Linked DNA regions of Mus musculus: region 2 is linked to region 1. A link is a loop called in an ENCODE intact Hi-C map of the cell type or tissue named here. Cell type or tissue: gastrocnemius. All regions are shown on one strand. Links, peaks and the distances in the headings refer to the core of each region. The heading gives the core; the rest is flanking DNA.

What was found. A loop is a pair of places that touch in the nucleus more often than their neighbours do. Peaks named below come from ENCODE experiments on the same cell type or tissue, not always from the same donor. Only the 100,000 strongest peaks of a DNase experiment are listed, where the experiment ranks them.
Region 2: a loop joins it to region 1, with 5 times the contacts of the local background. A loop is called at or near these places in 12 of 42 quality-filtered maps.

The regions. Positions count from the first base shown.
Region 1 is chr1:154,176,687-154,184,343 of GRCm38, reverse strand. No RefSeq gene overlaps it. Among named protein-coding and RNA genes, the nearest start is that of Zfp648, 21 kb to the left of the region's middle. In gastrocnemius, for the core only: CTCF peaks have their summits at 1,439 (motif pointing right) and 3,169 (motif pointing right); DNase peaks (open chromatin) are centred at 1,424 and 3,183; H3K27ac peaks cover 710 bases.
Region 2 is chr1:153,553,490-153,561,146 of GRCm38, reverse strand. No RefSeq gene overlaps it. Among named protein-coding and RNA genes, the nearest start is that of Npl, 7.6 kb to the right of the region's middle. In gastrocnemius, for the core only: a CTCF peak has its summit at 4,042 (motif pointing left); a DNase peak (open chromatin) is centred at 4,020.

The sequences.
Region 1 (7,657 bases), core at 1,315-5,314:
CAAGGTTAACTATGTGGGTGCAAGCAGGGGGTGTGGGGGGGGCAGGGCAATAGAACTGGGTTTATGAAAGACAGAGTCTTGTTGCACAAATACAAGAGAACTAAACGAATGGATGAGATGAAGTCATTGGGGACCTGTGGGAAACGGCACTGAGAGGCAGTAAACACTGTGCACACACAGTAATAACTGAAAGGACAGTCTAGCTTTGAATGTCAAGCAGCCTGCATAAACGAAGAGAGAGGATTCTCTGAACTGCATGGGAGGTACCTTCTCTGTCTATTGCAGGAGAGGTGTGCACAACAAGTCACTACTTGAGAAGGTGCAGAAGAGAGCCATGTTCAGTGAAAGCCAGAAAGGAAAAGGATGGCCCTGGGGTATGGTGCTGTGTCCTTCTCTGTAACATACGTCAGCCCTTCCTACTACAGTCTGAACCTCTCAAACCAAGTCCTGTGGCCCTGCTACTTACGTCTCTACATTTCAGGCAGGGATGAAGCTTTCTGCATGGTTAGAGTTGAGAGCCACAAGGGTGGCTCTTATTTACAGGGTCACCCTGGCAAGACCTGAGGGGCACACCAAGGTGTTTGAGATACCTTGGAACTTAGAGTGCGGAGGCATCCAGGGGTGGTTTTTATCTTTAGAAGGTGTATAACTTGTGTACTAAAAATAGCCCCAGGTTTGCTCGCTCTCTCATGTTTAGCCCCAGCTGAACATGACCTTCTGGAACATAAAGCAAATCTAAATGCTCTCTAGAGGAAAATTTGGCCAGGTTTCCAGAACCTTGAGCTACAGAATGTCCTGAACTATCGGCCTTCCGCCCACCACTCAGACAGTCTTGTTAAGCCACCTCTGCAAATGGCATTCCTTGTCCATTTTATTCCGATGCCAGAGTTGGGTTGAAGAAAATGATTAACTAGACATTTAAGAACTTTCCCAGTTTCCTACCAGACAAAAGGCTTTCAAGCCTCCTCTCCCCAGGCTTACACTACAAAATAGCATCCCCGAAGCCCTGCACCCCAAAGCCTTGCACAATTACTTTTCTCCGCATGAGTTAGGTGGTTACCAGCTGCTAGGCTCACATCCTAACACACACAGGGTATTATTGCCTGTGCCTCTATAAGAGGAAACAGAAGGTACAGGCTAAGTAATTTTCTCTACCACAAAGCTAATAAGCAGCAGAGCAAATATTCACACTCTTGTAATCTGATTCCAGAGTCCATGGGCCTGCTGATACTTATACTGCCTCTAAATCTGGTTCTTTGTAGGTTAAGTAAGATTAAGTGCTAGTCTATTAAAACAGGCATGAGGCATGTGAAGCCTCAGTGACCAGACAACTCCTTTGCTTGGACACTAGCTCCTGACCAGGCCTGTGGCCTCAGGAACAAAGCTCTGTACACAGCGGGTCATAGAAAGGTGGCTGCTTGCTCTCTGCTGCACCTAGCCTGGCCAGTAGAGGTCTCAGTAGATATTTTCTGTGGCCAGTAGAAAACATGTCGTAGCCCACAATATCATGTATGTAGAGGTAGCCATAGATCCCTTGTGCACATGCACACACTAGCAATAGGAACATATCCCATGGTATGTTTCCCTGCCATTCAGTGATGAGAACACAGCACCTGAGGTTTTCCAGAGAGCATCTAGCAAAGATGAAACTCTAGAAGTCTAGGTGTGGTTGATCATCTTTCTTTCACTGTGTTCAATCTCCGACAGAGAATAGAACTCTGACCCCATCCCATCGATCTCCTGCCTTGGCAGTGCCCTTTCTCCCTTTAAGCCCTGATCCAACCCAGGCCATGTCTGTGCCATAATCCAGACACACCAGCGCTTTGCAAACACTCTGCATCACCTAAGCACTGTGACCTCCGCTACTTCTCTGCTTCTTTCTGTCTTCCAAAGTTGTGAAGACTTCTCTAGACCCTTCAACAGACTCAGGAGTCCATCCCTCAGCTCTCCCATCACACATTAAATGTGTCCCTATAGACTGAGAGATTGTATACATTCTTCCTCCTGTCACCAGAGACTAAGCCAAGGCCAGGCAGATGATGTGCTCAGGACTGTGTTACTCTTGTGACTTTCCTCACAACAGAGGTCCTGCTCATGATGTGCACAAATCTGACGCAAGTCCTGGGTTTGCAAGAACACTGAGTTCTTGTGATATCTTGATTTAAACCTGTGTTTCTCGGGCTCTAGAGATATGCCAAGGTTCTTGAGTCCTTCCTAAGACCATGAGCCAGGGTCACATCTGGGCTCTCTTGATTTGCAAGTTGTGGGTCTGTTGGCTCCAGCACTCCTCTGCCATCTTTGTGACCCAAAAATCAAGCAAGGCTTGACATTCATTGTGAGGTAATCTATTTCCCTCTGGAGTTCTAACACTTCTCTTGGGGTATGCAGGGCCCATTGTGGGTAGCAATCTAGACTCCTCTTCTTGTGCTGGCCCGGAGGACTCTCTGGAAGACACATCTTCTGCCTCCAGCTTCCTCCAGCCATGATGCAGTTCCCATAGATGCAAGCATCCTTCTTGTCCTTTTGCACTAGATGTGGAGAGTCCTAAGGCTCAGCACCTGACAAGCTCCTTCTGCTCCTACTTGAGCCTTAAACTTCCCCAGAAGCTAAAAGGAAATGTTTATAGTCTGTCCTTTGAGAGCAACAAAGAAGATCAAAAGCAAAGCAATTATTTTTCATATTAAAAAAGTCATATCCAATTTTGCATGCATTTTTTTAACCTGGAATTTTCTTTCCTGTTGTACACGCATCTTCCTCCAGTTTATCCTTCAGGTGACACTTCAGGTAGAACTTGCTCTTATTCATTCATGTCTCTGACTTCTGAACCCTGTCTGGGCAAGTCCTGATTCTCACCATTCTCTCTGTGCCCATGCTTAGCTCCTATTGAGTGCTCCATAAATGCTTGGTAACTTGAACCAAACAGAGACAAGTGATGGGTGAACAAGATCTGCTTGTTGCCTGGTGGCTGTGGGGAAGGCATGCTTGAATGAAAGGCACCAAGAGAAACACAGGACTGTGAGACAATGTAGCTCTCAAAACACAATTTAAAAAAAAAAATGTAGCAAGGAAAGGGGTAGGGGCAGGGAGGCAAGATTGTTTCCAGCCACTTCATTCCAACCCACCCGGCTTCAGGCCCCTCTGACAGGCATAGGGAGAGCCAGGGACCATCTATGAGTAACCAGCAGATGGCAGCATTCACCCATGGATGAAGGACTCCCTACACCAGGACAGAAGCAAAGGCAGCCAATTTTGTATTCTGGGAAACCTGCAACCAAAGATGACTGTGGTTTAAAGGCCAAGCTGAGAGTGTGACTTGAGACACAGACAAATCTGGGATGTCGGCTACCCTGCACACAGTAGGCACCCATAGCCATCTATGCTTCCAGTTCTTTCTTATTCCAAGCCTAAAGGTCTTTAATTGGAGAAAAAAGAGGAAAGACAGAAGAGTATGAACCAGTGTCTTGGGACCTGTTGGGAATCCCCAGATGCTCCTGAGAGAGGCAGCCAAACTTCCCTGGGAAACTAGCACCCAAAATCCTTGCTTTGCAACCTCTGAGTTGAGTGTGTCTATTAGTACTAAGTGTGTCCATCAAGTATAAAGAAGAAACCCAGGCTGTGATAGTTCCTGTTTATCTGCCAACTGTCTGGCAAGCAATACTTTCAAGAGTCCCCTGTGAAACCAAGGTCCATGTTAAACATCTCAGGGTTGACTCGGGTACAAGCTGACCAGACTTCCAGGCATGGAAAACCATGGTCTAGAGCGACTGCCTCTGGTCATTAAAACACTTGATCCTCATCCAGTCAGTACCACACACGGCCACACATAAAGCCCAGAGGAAAGAGACACAGATGCCACAACATTTACTTAGAAGAACTGGCCGGATTGGGCCCTCTGGGAGGGGCCCATTCTTAGTGGTTCCCCACACCTGCATCTCCTGCCTCCACATGTTTGTTTGCCCTGCCTGAAAGTATTTTCCCTCCTGAGAACCTTACCCCCCACCATACAGATCTTAAGTTCTTCAGAACATTGGCTTCCCTCCCGCGTCAGTGGCATGTTCTGTCCTCCAGTTCCTGAGCCTTTGCTTTGAATCTGTGTGTAAAACAACTTCTCTACATTACAAACATCGTCTCAGCTGCACTAGAAGCAACTCTGAGAGACAAAGATGCTGTGTTAAACCCCTGCCTCTGCCTCTGCCTCTGCCTCTGCCTCTCTGCCTCTGCCTCTCCTCTGCCTCTGCCTCTGCCTCTGCCTCTGCCTCTGCCTCTGCCTCTGCCTCTGCCTCTGCCTCTGCCTCTGCCTCTGCCTCTGCCTCTGCCTCTGCCTCTGCCTCTGCCTCTGCCTCTGCCTCTGCCTCTGCCTCTGCCTCTGCCTCTGCCTCTGCCTCTGCCTCTGGTGGTTTGTGAGAACATGACAGGGGATGGGAAGGGACACAGTAAGTAATAAGATAGGTGCTAACTACTGTGAAGGTGTTAATGGAGGGAGAAGATAGTGTCGAATTAGCAGGGAAGCCTTCCTCATGGCAGAGGCTTCAACTGAGCCTTGAAGAATAGATTGCATGAAGACGAAGTGGAGGGTCACCAGTGCATGATCCTTTCTGAAGTAATATTGGTCTTGGAATTCTATAGTGGGATAAAAGTGGTCTATCAGTAGGGTAGGCCAGTCAGTATCCATAACCTTATCGATGCCCCTGGTTAACCCCCAAGACTTCCTGGAGTGTGTGGAACCCCCTGGATAGAGCACACAAGGGCAGTAGGATCTAGGTTTCTGTCCCAGGTCCATTTCACACCAAAAAAGGACATAGAGCCTCCAACCCAGTGTGCCTGAAATAAAGTTGCTATAGGCATGATGCCTGACAGCCACACAACAAAATGGTACCCTAAGTTTAGTGAGGGAAGGAGTGAGTGGTAGCATCCCTGGTACCAGAGCCCAGGATGCCGCACTTCAGTGGACATCCTTCCCTCTTCTCTTGCATTATTGGCAGACTGTAGGCTCCTTTTCCTTCAAAAGTTTAGGGTCTTTATTCAGTGACAGCCAAGGTGTCTGGAGAAGACAGCAAGTAATATTGGATGAAAACAGAGGCAATGGGGAGGGTGAACCTTGCTCCCTTCCTCTTCGGCACCCTGAGTACTATAGTCTGACACGTTTTTCTGAGTTTGCAAAAGACAAGGAAAGTTCAACTAGGAATTCCCCAGACAGCGAGCCCAGCCATAGCCCCAGAGTAGGTGTAGGCGATGTGGACAGGGTGTGTTGTTGCAAGCCTGTGACTTGTCCAGAATTTGCCCTTTAGATGTCTAGTCTCATCCTGTCATCATCTGGGGAGAATAATCGCTCAAGGGCAGAGCGTGCTTTGCTTTCTCCAAGGCAAATGTGCTCTTTCTCAACCATCGGATGAAGCCCTGACCATGAAAATGTGTCTCTCCCTGCTCTGCTTTTCTTCCTCCTTCAGTGTCTCCCTGTGGCCTTTATCAGGCCATATTGCTAAACTCAGAAGGACAGAGAAGTCATATCCATGTGGCAGCAGGCTCCTTCCTTCCAGCGCAGCATGATCTGGGCGGCTGGGACAGCCATTGTTCAGAGCCCAGGCTGGCCATCAGCGTGGGGTGCATCCTTGAGGCCTTCTCTTGCTTCCTGTGAGTCACTCAGGTAACCAGGACAACTGCAGTGAAAACAAACAGCTTGTCAGCCCAAGTGGAGGTCCCAGCCCAAGGCATAGTTATGACAGTTGTTGAAATCTAGAGAAGCTGGGCCCATCCCTGGGACAGTAGTAGGAAGCCACTGCAATGGCTCTGGGAGTGGCAGCAGGAAGCCCAGGGGAATTAAAGGGCCTGATTTGCCATTTCTGGTGTCAGAATCTCCCAAAAGCTTTTCATGAAGAGGAACAGGAAGGGCAGAGTGGTGCCAGGTGAATTCCCACAGAAGTGTTACACCACAGACCACAGATCTTTCCTCCAACCTCATCCCACATTCACATCCCAGGCTTGCTCCTCTCCTACCTCTGCACCCACACTGCTCAATTGCTCTTTTGAGGCAGTAGCTTTGTAGGCGTTGTTCTGTCCTGCCTGCCTTGGAATCTTAGGTTCCCTAGCTCCAGTGAGCTGTGTGGCGCTTGCTACCTTGATAGGCATTCTGTGAACATCTTTTAGCTGAAAAGGAAAAGGAGAAAGAGAAAGCTTAGATTCCAAACAGCATCTCTGGGGTGTGAGGAACACAGAGTGCCTGTGGCCTTGGAGCGCTGTCTGGGTGCTTGTGCAGTGTGCTGTAGTGAGAGAGACACTGTACAGGGACACGAGCTCTGAGCTGCTGACCTTAAAGAGAATGACAGACTCCTTGCTTAGAGTACCCCTGCTTGCAAGTAGGGTGAGTTACTCTGCTGACATCTGCAGGTATGTCTGTCTGGATGTCCACTTCTTCCATGGCTGTGCTTCCCCAATAGTAACTCTGGATCTGCCTTGGCTTTGAGCGCTTTATCACAGACCTTGGCCCATTTCAGACAGCCAGTGAGTGCATGCTAAAGTGTGTGCACCTCCTCTGCGTCTGCTTCTAGGAGCCCTTGCTATCCTTGGGCAGTGTGCTGCTTCAGCCCCTTCTCTGTCTATAGCGTCACAGGAGCCCCAGAGATGAATTCTCTTCCTTCCCTCCACCCAGTTCTCCTCTAGAGTCTGAGTGTTGTTCCCTGAGACCTTGCAGCCTACAAGACTTTTTATACAGGGACAATGTAGGTCAGATGCTCTAATGGACTGAAGAATAAACTGCTTGAAAAAAGTCTCAAGGAAAAGCATTACCTTGAGTTGACTTCTTGTATTCAACTCACACACAATGGCTATGCTACAGACACATGCACACATGAATGTAGGTACACACACACATGCGCACACACACACACACACACACACACACACACACACACACACACACACATACACATACACCAACCACATTTCCAACATGGCACCAACACCATCCTTGGCAATTGGTGAGATTAATTCCCTTCCAGATGCTCAGACCCCCTTAGGGAAGCACTGGTTCTTCTCAAACTTTGGTGGCAAATGCATCCTATAATTGTTGTCCTGGTCCCAGGTGACTCATCTCCCCAGCATCAATTTCTTCCTTGCTGTGGTTGGGCTGAGATTTCATCTGTGTTGGGGGCCTGATCCCTGGAATGGCAGAACTGAGAGCTAGGAGAGCCTCCAAGAGATGAGGCCTAGTGGGAACAACTTAGGTGGTTAGAGATGTGCCCCCCCAAGAGTCATCCCCAAGGAAGGTCTATTAGAGGAGCAATCTGACCCCTACATTTCTCCCTTGCTTTCTTTATTAAGATGTAATTCCTTGCTCTGGAATACACTCTTGTCATTTCCATCCTCACCAGAGCTGAACAACACTAGAACCTCAGACCTTCGAAACTGTTTGTCATAAAAATAGCCTTGTTTATTTCATTATGGTAACAAAAAATCCTAATACACACTTGATCTACTTCCAGGTATGGTATGGCTGTCACAACATACTGATGCTCGTCTGTAGTATGTCAATGATAGTCATACATCAGCCTTCATCTGTTCCACTCCACTCCCCCACTCCCATTACAGTGCAGACATATACCTGTCACAAACATACTCAAGAATGATACAGTCCCTCGTTTGAGCCCTGAGCTCTATCCTA
Region 2 (7,657 bases), core at 1,851-5,850, 620 kb after region 1:
CAGTTGCTGGGCCGAGCTCAGATCACCAACAAGTCCTGGTTGGTGGGAAATGAGGTGGCTGGAAGATGGTTTAATTGACTTCTTGGTAGACTTTAAACAGGCTGAGTTGTCGAGGCTTTGAGTGGAAACAAAGGAGGCACCAGGTAACAGAGGGGTACCATTGTCAGCCCTTCCTGTCTCTTTGTCTCATCTGCCCTGAGGCTTACAAGTCATTTAGTTTCTGGCTTTCTATGTATACAAAACAGGAAAACCAAAAAATGCATGATGTTCCATCCAATGACTCTACAATACAGCCGTCTCCAGCTGGGGAGGTCTTGCCAGGAGCTGGAAAGCGATTATTCTTGGAAATTAAAGAGACTTCAAACCAACTGCATGGTCTTCAACTAACTGCTTGCTCTTTCTCCTGTCCCTCTGAAGCTAGAGGCTGGCTCCTCATCTCTGAAATGATTCCAGTGTCCATGGTTAGGTGTGCTGTGGCTGAGCGTCTGCAGACTGCTGGAATCGTCTTACTTTTCTCAATATCTGCCACACTCGTGCCTTGAAGCCTTATTATAAACACAATAAGTGTAACTGATACCTCTGAGTGTCTTGGCTGTGATTCATAAGTTTGTCCCTCAGTAAGTGTAGAAAATGAAGTCAGACAGAGTCCTACAATTAATTTCGCTTCCCAGCTGAGGTAGTTTCTATTTAACGATCTGCCGCAGGACATCAGAGTTACTTCTAAAGTATTAAGAGAAGAAGCACCCACCTCCATCAGAATCCATGTGACTCTCACCTCTGCTGTAAACACTCAGGTGAGTTGATCCTTAGGCTTGCCCTGTCTCTGTGACTCGGGGATGATGTACAAAGGCTCTGCCCCTGAGTGCCGCCTGCCTTTCCCTTTCTGATCAATATGTTTTGCCACACCGCATCCTTTCATGCTTTTGTTCTTGGTTTTTTTTACATCTGGTAGGTACACAATAAAGCCCACCAAGGGGGACAGTTGTGCAATGTGTGACTCTCCAGGGACTGGACAGGGAAGCCTGTCCAGGAAGCGTTTATATAGAGGGACTTTCCCATCCCGGAGGCTCTGGCTGGTCTTCTTAGGCTCCTTAGTAAGGCCGAGGACTTGCTTAAGAACTTGCACTGCGGGGTTTCCCTTCCATGAAACTACCTGCTGCCTTTGCTATCCACGCCAGCTGTCTGGATTCATTTGCTCTTCCAGAAGTGTTCCAGAAGGTCAGCCACGTCACAGGCAGGGCATTGCATGCTGAAGATAGGAAAACAAACACCACTCAGCCAGACTCATATTCCAGGAAAGTACTCGTAACAGAGGCAGACCTGCCAATAGACTGTTCCCACACAGAAGATCACAATGAGAATTCAGGTCCCACCAGGCATGGTGACACACACTTTTAATCCCAGCACTGGGGAGGCCGAGACAGGCAGATCTCTGAGTTTGAGGCCAGCCTGGTCTATAGTGTGAGTTCCAGGATTCCAAGGTTACACAGAGAAACCATGACTTAGAGAGAGAGAGAGAGAGAGAGAGACAGAGACAGAGACAGAGACAGAGACAGAGACAGAGACAGAGACAGAGACAGAGACAGAGACAGAGACAGAGACAGAGACAGAGACAGAGACTCTTCTCCCGCAGGTTTAGAGGAGGTAAGTTTGGTGGCCCTGAGAGCACCCTGGGCCGAGAGTGGCTGAAAGGAGACACTGCCCCCTAGTGGAAGGGAACATCAAGAGTCGAGAGTTGAAGAAGTGAAAAGACAAGAGAGCAGGGTACTTTGATATACCGCAGTAAACCAATGGAGAGCTTTTGCAAGAAAGAGAAAGGCTCTCCCCTACGTTGGTCTAGGCACAGCCAATACAGCGTGAGCAGTGTGGGTCCGACCCAGACCGCACAGAGAAAACCCAAGACACCCTAGATTGTCTGGTAGTGAAAAAAAAAAAAAAAAAAACCTAGAAGCCCAAGATAAACATCAAAAAGAGACGATTGTGGGTCCTAAATGATGAGAGAGGCTTCAGGTAGGTGTCTCCCTCCTTGAGAACTAGAGGAGCTCAAACAGCCAGTGACGGTTGGACATTGCTTGACTAGGCTGACGTCAGGTAAGCAGATGGCAAAGACCAGAACTAAATTCTGAAAAAAAAAAAAAAAAAAAGATAATCCTTGAGCTGTGCAAAAGAAAATTCTACCTACCTACACAAGAAACACTTCAGCCAGTAGCAAAAGCATACACTCTGCCTCTGGTTCCTTTCCCAGAGAAACAGTGAATCAGGGGTGCTTCGGCAGAGGCCCCGACAGGTGATGGCGATTAACACAACGTGGTACTTCCCCACAGCTGTTTGGATCCCCTGGAACGCTATCCCCACCAAACCTCTCTGTCATTAAAGGGTCGACGCACAGATACCAAGGGCGTCGGGAGTCTCCCCACTCTCAGATCGGCACCCACTTGTTTGCTAATGTGGGATGCTTTGTACATAGCTCCTGGCCCCCAGACGTACCAATGCATACGGAGTTGTATCTCTGCACAGGCATTTTCTCTTCTGCACGGATGGGATGCCTACATGAATACTGTTCTGTGTTTGGCTTTTCCCTGACTTCCTGGTCCACCTATAAATACAGCAAATATTTGAGTTAGACTTTTCTTTCAGAGGAAACACAATTCAGGCTATAGCAAGATGTCTAGCCTGAGAATGGAACACAGGAGGAAGACTCTCAAATATTCTGGGAGCTTGCCACAGGCCCAGATGAACCTGGTCAAAGGGGGCACTGCCCACAGTTCTGAGAGCTGGGATCTGAGTATGCCCACTGGCTACAGGCTGGCAGTGTCCTGAAGGCTTAGGCAAGGAGGTAGAGGGTGAGAGGTGGGGGACCAGCTAAATTCCTTGAAGGGCTGGGAGAGGCCTGCAATCTCTGATCTCTGATCCTGCATAGTTAGCACTCAATTGTTAGCGTGTGTGTGTGTGTGTGTGTGTGTGTGTGTGTGTGTGTGTGTGTGTGTGTGTGAGTGCACCATACTACTTGGAGGTTAGAAGACAACCTGGGGAATTTGGTTCTTTCCTTCCACCCTGTGAGTCCTGGGAATTGATCATCAGATTGGTGGCAGGCTCTTTACCCTAGGAGTCATTCGAGATCATCAATTATCTTCTGCTTCTCAAGAAGTCAGTTCCACTGGCTGTGCTGTCCGGAGTGTTTGGGGGGTTGTTTGTTTGTTTGTTTGTTTGTTTGTTTTTTGAGACAGCATCTCAGCCAGGCATGGTGGTCCAGGTCTTTAATCTCAGCACCTGGGAGGCAAAGGCAGGCAGATTTCTGAATTGAAGAACACCCTGGCCTACAGACAGAGTTCCACTACAGCCAGGGCTACACAGAGAAACCCGGTCTGGGGGGCTGGGGGGTGGGCCGGGGTGAGGGGGTGGGGTGCTTAGAAGAACAGACACCCAGACAGGAAGAGACAGGATCTCATGTCGTCCAGCCTTACCTGGACCTTGATGTCTGTGTCCTCCTGATCTTCCTACCTACAGCTCACAAGACCTGGGGCTACAGGTGTGTGTCACCACACCTAACACAGCTTCCATCTACTGCATTTTTACTTGGGGTGTCCTGGAGGTCCTGCCGGTGGCTTAATACACACTAGGATGCCATTTTACAGCTGAGCTATACCCTCAGCCCTTATGCTCAAAACCCAGAGAACCAGTGGTCTGGAGGAAATGTGTTGTGTTATTGTGCACATATGGGTGTTATGCCTGCATGAATGCCTGTGCACCAGGTACATGCCTGGTGCCTGCAGGGGACAGAAGATGATGCAGAATCCCTTAGGAGCTGGAGTTACAAATCACCGTAAACTGCCCTACAGGTGCTGGTATTGAACCTGAGGCCTCTGGAAGAGCCAGAGTTGTAACCACTGAGCCATCTCTCCAGGTCGAATCTTTTCATTGATTGCTAAAGTTCCAAGAAACTTGCAGTTCAGAAAGGAAGGGAGGGAAGGAGAAAGGGAGAGAGGGAGGAAGGGAGAAAGGGGGGAAGCAATTTCTGCTAGTAGACTGCCATCTAGTGGTAGGCTTCTGCCATACAGTGTTGATAATTGCCCATGCGCCTTGGGATACTTTTCCAAGCAGTGTCAAGTAGACTATAATTGGTTCACACACTGGCTAGGACATGCTGAGCATTCTTCAAAAGAGACTTTTGCCTCTGTGTTTACTTAAATATTATAAAAGAAACTCCTCCAGTCAAAATTAGTATTGCTTTCTCTTCTGCTAACAACCAATTGTATGTTCGTCCTCTCCCATGCTGATAATCAAATTAGGCCTACATTTCCAAAAGTTTTCCCAACCACAAGATTATCTCAAAGCAATGTATGTGACCAGTTTTCGCAGATGTCAAAAGGTTAGGCCAGGCATAATGGCACATGCCTTTAATCCCAGCACTCAGGAGACAGAGGCAGGCGGATTTCTGAGTTCGAGGCCAGCCTGGTCTACGGAGTGAGTTCCAGGACAGCCAGGGCTATACAGAGAAACCCTGTCTCAAAAAAAAACTAAAAAAAAAAAAAAAAAAAAGAAAAGTGTGAATATCACAGGTCATCAGTGAGGCAATGGCCTCCAGATTCAATCCACGCTAGGATTCTCCCTTTTGCTCTGAAAGAGCACACCAGGCCTCCGAGTCCTCCAAAGCTGTAAATTTTCCCACTTGGCCACCTGTTGTGGTGAAATAGCTGCTACAGGGAGTCAATCTTCTCCCACTAAGCTGACTGTTGTTCTGGGACCACAGGACTGCCACATGAGCTGTTAGTCATGTCTGTTCTGCATTCCATACCAATTCAACCATGTGTGGAGGGTAGGGACTCGTGTGTCCCGCAGAACAGGAGAGACCAAACACACTGAGCTGTGATCAGAAGAGGTATTGGCTGTTAGGGTAGGGAGGCAGCCCCTGAAGGGGAAAGGTCTGAAATAAGAGCCCTCTTACATCAGAAGGGATGGAATATCCTGGGTGCATGGAAAACCCCAGTCTTGGCAAGAATTTGGGATCTCTGGGGAATTAAAGAAAGACCAGCAGACTAGGAGCTAATTCTACTTAATAAAGATGGCACAGTATTTACAAGGCAGAAGAAGCAAGGGGGTTCAAGAGATGGCTCATCCATTTAGAGCACTTGATGCTCTTAAAGAGGACTGGGGTTTGGTGGTTCACAATCATCTGTCACGCCAGTTCCAAGAGCTCTGTGGATCAGTGAGATGGCTCAGCGTGATGATCTTAGTACTATCCCCAGAACCTCCACAAGTTGTCCTCTGACCTCTGACCTCCCTACTCACATTCATAAAGCACACACACACACACACACACACACGCGCTCTCGAGAATAATAATAATGATGATGATGACAATGATAAAGTTTATTTAATAATGAAAAAAGAATGCCAGGTGTAGTGATCGCCTTTAATTCTGGTACTCAGGAAGCAGAGGCAGGTGGATCTCTGAGAGTTTGAGGTCAACCTGGTCCACATAGTAAATTCCAGGACATCCAGAGCTACATAATTGAGAGACCCTGTCTAAACTAAAGATGATTCTGGAGCAATGTGGGGAAGAAATCTGCAGGGCAGGGCACGGTGATGCTTATCTTTAATCCCATGCTGAGGGGGATGGGGCATAGGCATAGTCTGTGAGTTAGGGACTAGCCTGGTCTACACGTGAGTTAAGGCCACACAGTAAGACCCTGTCTCAAAATAAACAAACAGATTTATTTTGAACTTTGTATGGTAGCACACTCCTTTAATACCAGCAGAAGCAGACAAGCAAGCAGATCTCTGTGAGTTCAAGGCCACCCTGGTCTGGAAAAAAAAATGAGTTTCAGGGAAGAAACCCTGTCTTAAAGAAGGAGGAGGGGGAAGAGGAAGAGGAGGAGGAGGAGAAGGAGGAAAAAATGATAACCAAAAAATTCTATGATGTTCAAAATCAACAATAATAACAATAGCAATAATAATAATAATAGCAATAATAACCAAAATAGAAATAACACAAACCCATCGGCTAATAAACGGATAAATATAATAGAGTCAATCCATAAGATAGAAGATTAGTCAACCATAAAAAAATTTGATGTATGACAAACAATACGGACAAATCTTGGAAATATTACGGGGAGACAGCTCTGTTGGTAAAGTGCTTCGTTGGTGGGTACTCACATAGTATATACCCCAACAACTACATAAGGTATCTCAGGCCTGGCACTCAGCTTTATATATAGCTTCTGGGAAGAGCATTATCCCTCTTATAAGGTATAAGATAAAATTATATATGTGCTGCATATGTATGTATGTGTGTGTGTGTGTGTGTGTGTGTGTGTGTGTGTGTGTGTGTGTGGTTCTGCCCCCTCTTTTTCCCTACTTGGTTAACTTTTTGAGAAAAGCTCTCATCTAGCCCAGGCCAATGTTTTTAGTGTCCTGGTTTTTGATACAAGCTAGAGCTATCTGGGAAGGAAGAGGAACATTAATTGGGAGACCACCTCCATCGGATCGCCAGTAGCAAGTCTACAGTCCATTCTGCTTCATTAATAGCTGAGCAAGCTAGTGAGAAGCATTCCCCATGGCTTCTGTTTCAGTTCCTGTCGGGGTCCAGCCTCAACACAGGATCAGAGTTCTCAACTGGAAGCAGGGATATCTGGAAGGAGCATAATAAACAGACACAGACTACTTTTTGTGTACAAACTGACAGTCAATTTTCCAAGGCTTAAAGTTGCTCTCTTCTCTCTCTCTTTCTCTCTTGCAGCTTGAGGCTGCACACACTCTGCATTCTCTTGCCTGTGCACACTCTGCTTTTCTCCTGTGTACTTTTGTTTTCTCAAACTCCCACAATCCTCTATGTGTTCCCCTTTCACTCTCTCTCTCTCTCTCTTTCTCTCTCTCTCTCTCTCTCTCTCACACACACACACACACACACACACACACACACACCATATACACTCCTTTTACTCACAGGTACATACTCTCCATACACACCTCACAATCTTTCTTCACTCACTCTTCACATTCTCTCTCTCTCTCTCTCTCTCCCTCTCTCTCTCTCTCTCTCTTTTCTCCTCACACTCTCACATTCTCTCTCACTCTACCTCTACCTCTACCTCACATACACCTCATGTGCACCTCACTCTCTCCACTCACTCTCTAGCCTTTCTCTTGCCCCAATCTTTTATTGATACTCCAAAAGCAGGTTAAAAAACAGAGAGATGTATAACCATTACCAAATCAAACAAAAAAGAATAACCACAGCCGGGCGTGGTGGCGCATGCCTTTAATCCCAGCACTCGGGAGGCAGAGGCAGGTGGATTTCTGAGTTTGAGGCCAGCCTGGTCTACAAAGTGAGTTCCAGGACAGCCAGGGCTATACAGAGAAACCCTGTCTCAAAAAAACCAAAAAAAAAAAAAAAAAAAAAAAAAAAGAATAACCACATGCCACAAAGAATCCAGAATTACAGTTGTTTGTTCCCCAAAGTTTCAAGCTTCCCCTATTCCCAGGCCTGTGGCCAAAATAATAATCATTGCAAACATATTATTATTTAAACTTTAACTTTTGACTTATTATACCTCAGAACTCAGAGCTCCGAGGTCAGCTGCTTGAATTTTCTTGTGAAGCTCTAATGATAAATGACATGGGCAAAGCAGAAAGAATGCCGGAAAGAATCAAG